Regions from separate parts of the Mus musculus genome. Here region 2 is linked to region 1. The links are chromatin contacts, found by POLR2A ChIA-PET in ENCODE. All regions are on one chromosome and are shown on one strand. Each heading gives the region's core, a stretch centred on a gene start or an enhancer-like site at or near the end of the contact. The rest is flanking DNA. Distances are from core to core; before and after follow the strand shown. Region 1 holds the start of Rabep1 (rabaptin, RAB GTPase binding effector protein 1). Region 2 holds the start of Derl2 (Der1-like domain family, member 2).

What was found. ChIA-PET counts read pairs that join two places held with the same protein, here RNA polymerase II (POLR2A).
Region 2: POLR2A ChIA-PET joins it to region 1 with 14 read pairs in embryonic stem cell. The contact joins the promoter of Derl2 here to the promoter of Rabep1 in region 1. POLR2A ChIA-PET finds 5 or more read pairs at or near these places in 2 of 5 experiments (Patski and embryonic stem cell).

Annotation. Positions count from the first base shown.
Region 1 is chr11:70,842,998-70,847,494 of GRCm38, reverse strand. It overlaps Rabep1 (rabaptin, RAB GTPase binding effector protein 1), which reads right to left and starts at 2,734. Exons shown (of 18, transcript NM_019400.3): 1 at 2,487-2,734. The coding sequence starts at 2,520.
Region 2 is chr11:71,016,448-71,021,104 of GRCm38, reverse strand. It overlaps Derl2 (Der1-like domain family, member 2), which reads left to right and starts at 1,802. Exons shown (of 7, transcript NM_033562.4): 1 at 1,802-1,961; 2 at 2,728-2,793. The coding sequence starts at 1,869. Mis12 (MIS12 kinetochore complex component) reads right to left here and starts at 1,494. Exons shown (of 3, transcript NM_025993.3): 1 at 916-1,494.

The DNA of each region.
Region 1 (4,497 bases), core at 1,485-3,984:
TGAAGTAAAATCAGGACAAATGCTTCTAAAATGTAGTTTAGCTTAAACTGAAATCTGAGAGTTTTTATACTTGTCTTTGAATTCTCAATGGAAAATAACTTAATTGGCATCCATCAAAGTGCTCCATTAAAACTAAAACCTTCAAAAATTATGAAATAAGAAAAAAAGGTTACATCTTGTCTTGCCAATTATACACAAAGCTCCTTTTTTTTTTTTTTTTTTTTTGATTTTTCAAGACAGGGTTTCTCTGTAGAGCCCTGGCTGTCCTGGAACTCACTTTGTAGACCAGGCTGGCCTCGAACTCAGAAATCCACCTGCCTCTGCCTCCCAAGTGCTGGGATTAAAGGCATGCGCCACCACTGCCCAACAAATCTACTCTTAATATGCCTTAATATCCTCATGAAAAAAACAAAGAAAATATGTCAAAAAGAAAAAAGATTCGGCACTGCTTCTGAAATGACGGGAAAGCGGACGAAGCAGTTATGTTTTACTGTTGGTCTGGTGCAAAGGAATTTTCCAATAATTTTGTTTTTTAACTCAGCAGGTCTAAAAAATTCAAGTGCGCTTCTAATTAAAGTTGTCAATATGAACTCAACTAAAGAGAACAATTAATTCCGCAAGATGAACTTGTAAGCAGACATTGGCACAAAGAACTCAAACATACCAAATTCTCTCCCCTTTCATGAACTGATAGATACCTTTGTCCATTTACATTAACGTATACTTAAAAATTTTACTTAATCTCATTCCATAGTCTTAAATTTTGAAAAATAGGAAGTAAACCTGCACTGAGAATAGCAAGAACATGAGATTCCTCAAAGCTAATGTTTTCCTCGCTTCTGCGAAGTGCTTAGTCACTTCTGCCTATTTGCAGGGAAGACCATTTCATATATTGAAAGAGGCAGGAAATTAAGAGTCCAGACTCATGTCACCTGAGTTGTCCATGGAAAGCAAAGGAAGGCAGCAGCCAGTTAAGCATACCTACCAGAAGTCAGAGCTTTCTCTGTATTCTGCCTCTGTCTGCAGTAACAAGGAGGGTTTGTAAAGTTTTCCTCCCTGACACCAAATACAAAAGGTGAGAGTTAAAAGAAGGTCCAAAAAACATCCCTGTTTCCTGACAGCCCACCAGAAACACCTCCCTTCTCTTTATTGGAATAGAAACATCGAGCAAGTTAAAGTCTAGGCTGGACATTACCCCTTAGGCAACTAACAAAACCCAAAACTAGAGGCTAACAATCTTTAGAGAACACTTCCCAGAGAGCAGCAAGAGTCTCAAAATCTGATAACATTGTTTCCAGTTCCCCTACCGCAAGAACAAACAGAGGTTTTCACAAAAGATCATTTCAAGAGACTACTCTTGGAAAAGGCCAAGAACCTCCTGAGCCAACCACCACATCCCAACATTCTACTTACAGGTAAAGATGCTAAGCACAAAAGCCAATTAGAAAAGTACACCTGAAAGAACTTTCCCAACTAGATACAGTAAGATCTTGCCAAGGACGGAGCACATTCTTTCCAAACATAACTCCCGGTTGACGACAACAACACCTGAAACAATGTGGTCAAAACTCTGGGGCAGAGCTCAGTCGGTTTAAAGGTCATAAAGGGTTCTAATAACCATCATGGCTTATTTAGAACAAGGCCCTTTTTTTCTTCCAATATGAGCATTATTAAGACAGTCTGTCCTGCACGTCTAAGTCTTGGCTACTCAGGAAACTGAGGCAGGATAGCTCAGGAGTTTCAGGTCATCATGGTCCACAAAGTGAGACCCCATCGCTTGAACGGTAGAGACGGAATGGAGAAGACGATTGACTCCTCGATTTCGGCCCACTCGAGCACCTTTTCATCCCTAACACTCTCGAAATAATACTAAACTATCCTTTTACAGATGAACGTTGCCATCTTTATCGCCTGGCCCAAGACTTGCCCATCTTTCTCGATAAAGAGACATGAATCAAGCGCTCTTCGTTCGTCAGAAACTGAGGCCCTAAGAGACTAAGATATGAGCCCGGCCTTACCATGAAGCAACACAACCACTCAAAAGAATGCTACCCAATGCTTAGGATCACAGTTACTTTTACAAGTCCGGTGCAAAGAGCGCTGGAGCGTGGCCTGAGGAGGCGGGAGCGGAGGTGGGGCGAGAGGGCACACGGCCACTACCAAGGCGAGGGCTCGCGTTTTCTTTAAGGAATATAGCACATGCTCTCCATTTCCATCCTCCCCACCCGAGGAACCCACGTGCTGATCCCACCGCACCTTCCTCTCCGCCGGCTCCCTCCCTGCAGCCTCCCCACGCCCTTCCCCGCGGCCGCCCGCGCGCGCCTCCCTCTCCCTCCCCAGCCCGGCTGCCCCAGCACGCGTCGCCCGCGCGCCCCCGCCTCCAGTCCGTGGGTCACCCCCGGGCCCGCGCGCGTGCCCTTCCTGCCCCCAAGGGCCCCCACGACGCTGCGCCGGGCAGGCCGCGCCCGCCATGGTGGGCGCCTCACCGTCAGGCTGGGGAGCCGGGCCCGGCTGCGCCATGGCCAGTGGGCGGCCTCGGAGAACGGGGATGGGCGGGGAAGCGGCGTCCCGGGATGCCGCGGGCTCAGCTGGCGGAGGAGGCGTCGACCGAGCCGCGGCCACCGCCGCCCAGGGAGGAACCGCTAAGGCTGGAGCCGCCGGCGCCGCCACAGCCTCGGGCAGAGACGGACCGGAGCGCCGACCTCCGCCTCCTCATCCTGACAGCGGGAAATAAGCAGTGCGCAGGCGCGGGGGGATGGGACGGCACGTGACGCTGGCCTAAGGGAGGGGCGGGGCCTCAGGAGGGAGGGAGACCAGGGAGGAGGGGTCCGGGGCCTGGGAGCCAGAGGGAGGCTGATGAGAGAGCTATGGGTGTTGGAGACTGGCGGCTGCAAAGACGAAGACTGTGCAAGCTCTTGGCTCCCAGGACACAGACAAAAATATCAAGCTGAGTGAGGAGACCCTGGGTGCACGCGAACCCAGCCGCTACTTTGCCTAGTTGTGTGTCCTTGAGAAAGTCCCTTAACCTCATAACCTTGAAAAGTAGAGCGGCTAAGAAAAGTTTAAATGAGGATATAAAGTAGGAAGAATTGTTATGGCCAGAACTTGGTCTGGTCCCCAGATGTGCAAGCCAATGCACTTTTTCCATTAAGCGACTATGTTTGACTTTAACGTGATCAGCCCAGAGAAGCTGTTGGAGATACAGCCAGACGCAGTGCTTGCATTCTTGACAGGAGAAAGTGCCACCCTTCTGCCTGGGCAAGAGAGCCATACGGAGACTCCAGACTTTCCTTTCCAGCCTCATTCAGACCTTGCTGCCTTCCTAGGGCAAGGGGTCTACACAGTCTGGCACTTCAGGACCAAGTCCACCTGCCTTCCTATGAGCCCAGAATTCCCTCCCTGGGTAGCTGAAGCTGTAGTCTCTCATTTTTCTATAAGACAGGGTGTAAACGTTTCTCAACGTGCCAGAGGGCAGCTGCATTTGGAGGAGGTGGCACAGCACTTACACATTTGAGCTGCTCTGTGTGTTCACAGATCCTTCGTGGTGCAAGACAGGTGAGGAAAGAAGGAAGACAAGCAACAGACCAGGAGCCCAGCCAGGGCTTACGCTCCTCTCACCAGCTTATTCAAGTGCACATACCCCCAAAGGCCAGGGATCTATGCTAGTCTTTTTTTCTCCCTCCTGCAGTCCTGGGGATTTAACCTTAAGCATAGTAGGCAAGCACTCCACTACTCAGCTATAGCAATAGTTCTTGTTCTGTTTTTTTAATTTTGAAACACCCTCTCCCTAAATGGCCCAGGTTAGCCTTGAGTCTGCAATCCTGCTTCATCCTCCTGAGAAGCTGAGATTTCAGGGTTGGACCACTACTAGGTCCTACTTTTTCTTTTTCTTTCTTTCTTTCTTTCTTTCTTTCTTTCTTTTTCTTCTTCATTTATTCTGATTCTAAAAGTTCTAAGCTCAAGTCTGCTCCAGAGTCACTGCAGATGCCTACATTCAAACCATAATAGTCATTAATGGTTTGACTTTAGTCAAAGTAGAAGACTAGGCTCTAGTAAGGTTCACAGTTCTTTGGAATGGTTTATAATTTTAAATAGGTAGTCATCTGTTTGTACTTTTGCCTGAGGTCCCACTAAGATGAAGGGGGGTTATATTTAGACTTTTAAGCAATTAACATCTCCTGGTATGCCTTTGACAGAACAAATGAAGCCTGTTTCCACCCTCCCCCTGGTTTCTAACCTTCCTGAGTGAGCAAATCCTCGCTCAGCAGGGAGACCTTTGGCCCCAGTAGGGCCACTCAGTAATCATCTGTCCTGTTGCAATGACTGAATAGGAAGCAGGAGCCATAAAGATAGCAGATGGCGATGTCCTCCACAGATGGGACTCCTTCCACTGACTGTATACCGTACTTATTGCCATTGGTAATCAGGATTGCAACCCGGTCCTCAAGACCAAGGTCACTCAGAAATGATCACACATCTGGTAGGGACTCTCAGAGG
Region 2 (4,657 bases), core at 553-3,052, 170 kb before region 1:
TAATCATAACAGATGGATGATGGAGATTTTTCTATACTAACTTCTGGGGGACTTGTTACTTTATTTGCATGTATAATGTCACTAAAGATTGCCAAAACATTCTCAGAATATCTAAGCTGTTTTACACTCACTTGGAGTAGACCAGAACTTCTTGTATCTACCAATACTCTAACTTTTGTGAATTTGGTAGTCATAAACTTGTTTTTCTTCCCTATAGAGCTAAGAGTATTCCCAGGGCCTTTGTACATACCAGTACGCACTCTAGCACGAGATTCCCAGACCCACACTGTATTTTGAAGACTAAGACCATATGGCTTCGCATACTGTTTGGACACTGAAACTACCTCCACCTTCCACCTTCACATATGTTGTTTCTATTGAGATGACTTTCCTAAAGACTGTATTTTCATTATCTGAATAGATTGGTCATCTGTTACAAATTACCCAATCAACTGACCACTTGCACCCTATAATTCTCTTAAGTTTGCACTCTAACTTTGCCTCCAAGTTTTCACCATTCCTGGATTGATGCGCCATGATTACATAACCAAATACCTACATCCAAACTTCCAGTTTTGAGAAAAGTTCCAATGTTGCCTTTTCTCTGTTGGACACTGCCAATGCTATAATGAGGCAGTAGCTATAAAGATGCAGTTTTACCAACAAGTTGCTAAGACCACTCCCCAGTGTTTGCTCCCATTCTACGTTGTCCACACTGGCCTAGAACTTCAGGATGGAACAAATCCTCTGGCTTCAGCCTTCAGAGTGGCTAGGAGCCACAGGTCGGTTCAACTACTTTCAGCTTTCTAGTCTTCCTTCTAAATGCCATTCTCTCCAACTTTTTACTTGGTTCCTACCAGTCTTGACGGTCGCATTTTTTTGTCCCACAATTTTTAAAGCTTCTTTATAACTTACTGAACACGTCTGCCACGGTCAGGATAGTCTTTGCTCCAGCCCAATCTAATTCTATTTTCTTTCCTTCAAGTAAGCATGCAGTAGGCGCAGATTCCAGAGCCAGTTCGAATACACATCCCTGAAGAACCGCCTCCGCTTTCCCTTCATCTACCGTCTCTTCTCTGCTAGATTAGAGTTCCTGCGGCTGAAGATAAACATGAGAGGTCCTCACACCGTCTCGACGAATGTAATGGACTTCAGAGCCTACGACCGCCACAGACAAGGCCCAGAAACCGCAGAACGGGAAGCGCTTCCTTCAGCTCCAGCTCCCGTACTACCCCGCGGCCGCGATGCATGCCGGGAACTCTAGGTCTCCGTACCCAGGCCGGCCAGACCGGAGGGATTCCCTACAGAACGCTCCGCCGCCCCGACGCCACTCCTCGGTCCCGCCCTTTCCGCTCCTCCTCGGAGAGCACACAGCCCCTACCGAAGCGATCCCGGGAGTGATGGATTCCGCCCCACACCGGCTTCCCGCCACTTCCTTCAAGCTACACTCAGCGGCTGGAAGAAGGCGGTAACACCGGCTCCTCCGAATCGACTGAGACCTGCCTCTGCGAACGAACGCCAAGGCGGGCTGGATCGCACTCCTGATTGGCTAGCCGTGGGTCAAAAGGAGCCACTGCGATTGGTAAAAGGAAGGCGACAAGGAGGGAAAGCTAGCTGTGGCCGGCAGGGATTGGCGGACGGAACTGGTCCTTCTCTCTGCGTTGGTAGGCGGAGAAGTAAGGATGGACCGACGCAGAGGCGCAACTCTTGATTGGTGGGTGAGCGGCCCCAAGGCGCCAGCGATTGGTGGCTGTCCGAGTACGCAGCGCTGATTGGACAGGAGTGGGTAGGCTGAAGGCCAGCTTTGAGTCCGCCCCGCCGCCTGGCATACTGGCGGAAGGGGAAGGGGGGCAGGCGCGGTGGGAAAGATGGCGTACCAGAGCCTCCGGCTGGAGTACCTGCAGATCCCGCCGGTCAGCCGCGCCTATACTACCGCCTGCGTCCTCACCACCGCGGCCGTGGTGAGCAGCTGTGGCGCCACATCCTCTTTTTCCAGGCTAGCTATGACTGCGTCTTCAGAAAACGGGTTTGGGCCGCGGAGAAGCCCAGTGGGTCTGGTCCCAGGGGTGGGTGGAGACATCCGGAGCTGACTCTAGGGTTTGGGATATTCCCAAGGGTGCCAAGCCAGTGACCTGAGAAGGGTGTGCCCCTTCGTGAAGGGCCAGGTCAGTTTCAGACAAATGAAATCCAGACCTGTAGTGAATCAGAAGTGCGGGAGCCGCCCACCCAAAAATGTGTCTGAGAGGTCCAGGTGACTAGTGGGAGTGAGGTCCGCTAGGTTCACAGACTATTATATTGAGTATAGAAATCTCGAGCTATCTGGAAACATCTTTCAAAAGACGGCCTATGGATATAAGTGTCTGGCCGCTTGTACCTATCCCTAATGGTAGCAGGGTCTTAGTTAAACCCCTTATTCCGAGTTGTCTCACCTAGCTGAGGTGGTGACCACGTGACGCACAGATTTGTAAAAGATGCTGTTGGCTTGTCTCTAAAATATGCTCACCCGCCTGCCTTATAGCATCCTCAAATATTGCAACATCAAACTGACATTGTGTGTTTATACAAAACGGTTGTGCAAATTCTAAAGAATCTCTTACCAGCTGTCACAAGCAAGACAGAAATGTATTCCAAGGGACAGAAATGATTAGATCTACTCATCCTTCGTGGTTCATGATGAAATTTTGTTTTGCGGTTGATCGGCTTCAAGAAGCTCTTTTTCCATTTCAGCAGTTGGAATTGATCACACCTTTTCAGTTATACTTCAATCCTGAATTAATTTTTAAACATTTTCAAGTAAGTGGTCTATATAGCAACTGTGATTAATGTTTTCATTATCTTTTTTTTTTTCGTATCGTTTAGTAAGTAGTAAATCCTGTGAAATAGAGTCTCAAAAAAAATAACCCAGTAGGGGAATCTCTGATTACAGGTCTTTTTGAGATGTAAAGAGGGCATTCCACAGCCTGGTTGGACTCTAGAATGGTTTGAGAGCTGCTAAGTATTTGGGAACTCCTTATATACCAAACTAGAGTTGCCAGGGGGGAGCCAGGTGCAGACAGAGCAAGCAGGAGGATGGCAGGTGCTGGATAAGCTTGAGCTAGAGAGAGAGAGAGACTGTCTTAAGAACATAATTTTTAGTGTGTCTTTGATGTGTTGAGATTTTATATTTGACTACAACTAGTTAAGAACTAATGTGGCCATAGTCCCAGCAGTCAGGAACCTGAGCCCACCTTGAACTACATACCAAGGAATTGTCTCAACACACAAACAACAGGAACAACAACCAACAACGACAACAACAGTAATAATAATGTGATCTGAGAATAGACTGATGAGCTGGCTGCCCAGGGAGTTTCACAGGATAGCCAGCCTTATTTTGTGTTTTTTCCACCCAGACACACCTACCTACCACTGTTGTTAGTCCTCTTGGGCCAGCTCATAAACTCAGTTCTGGTACAACTTTAACATTGATCTGTCTTCTAGAAGTCAGATTATCCTAACAAAAGTCTTATACCATTATCTAAAAGAGAATGTGACTTTCCAGATTATAGTTTGAAGAAGTCTTTTTTCCAGTAATTAAAATGCTAAAGAGATGTGTGTTTTCGTGCCAGGATGGTCATTTACACTCTAGGTGAAGTGGCTGTAATTCTGCTTTGTTGATGCTTTCCCCTGTCCCAGATGTGTTACACTCCCCTTGTACCGTTGAACTCTAGCTTGCCTTTCAAGATTCAGCTTTTGTGTAACCTCAGATACTTTATCTGTTAGAGCCTCTCTCACCTGTCAGTGTCCTCACTAGGATGAGAATTCTATAAACTCTGGATTGTTTGCATGTGAATAGAATGCTGGCTCCTTTTCACACTGCTGTGACAATATCTGACAAAGCAAACTTAAGAAAAAAAAAGGGTTTATTTTGGCTTAACAGTTTGTTGGTAAAGTCCACTGTGGTTGAGAAATTGTGGCATCCAGAGCTGCAGGCAGTTGGTCCCATTGCAGCCAAAGCTCTAAGTAGAGGTGCTCAATTCACTTCCTTCTGTTTAGTTGTCCTAGGACCCCAGCCCATGGAATGGTGCTCATCGGTGTTGTCCTTTCCACCTTGAGTGACTGAGTCTAGAAACTCCCCCACAGACATGCCCTGAGTTTGTCTTGAATGACTAGATCTGTCAGTATGAATTATCACAAGTAAATTACCAGTGATGAGGGTTTCAGGGTGTATAAAGCAGTCGGTCCTCTGATACCTTGACATTGTCACATCAGGATGCTTGTGGCCTTTGCTAGGACTGCTTCCTTCTGCTTTGTTTGGCTTAACTGCCTAGGGTCAGGTTCTTTGTTTTGTTTTTGTCTATTTTTCTAGATCGTTTATCTTGTAGCTATGGCTGGCATGACCCTCATGGTGTCCTCCTGCCTCAGCCTCTTGGTGTGCATCATTGTGCTTTTTTTTTTAAAAAACAGAGTCTCTTATGTAGCCTGGCAACTCTTGAGCTTAATGGCTCTCCTGTGTTCTTCCTGCCTGGACTCCTTAGTGCAAGGATTATAGACATAAGCAGCCATCCCTAGCTAAGGTCAAATTCTTGCATTAAGTTTGGAACTAGGAGTCTTCACCTATCTGCATGTCCTTGGGCAAGCTATAAGTTTTAAAATTCCTTCTATGTGAAGTGAGGAT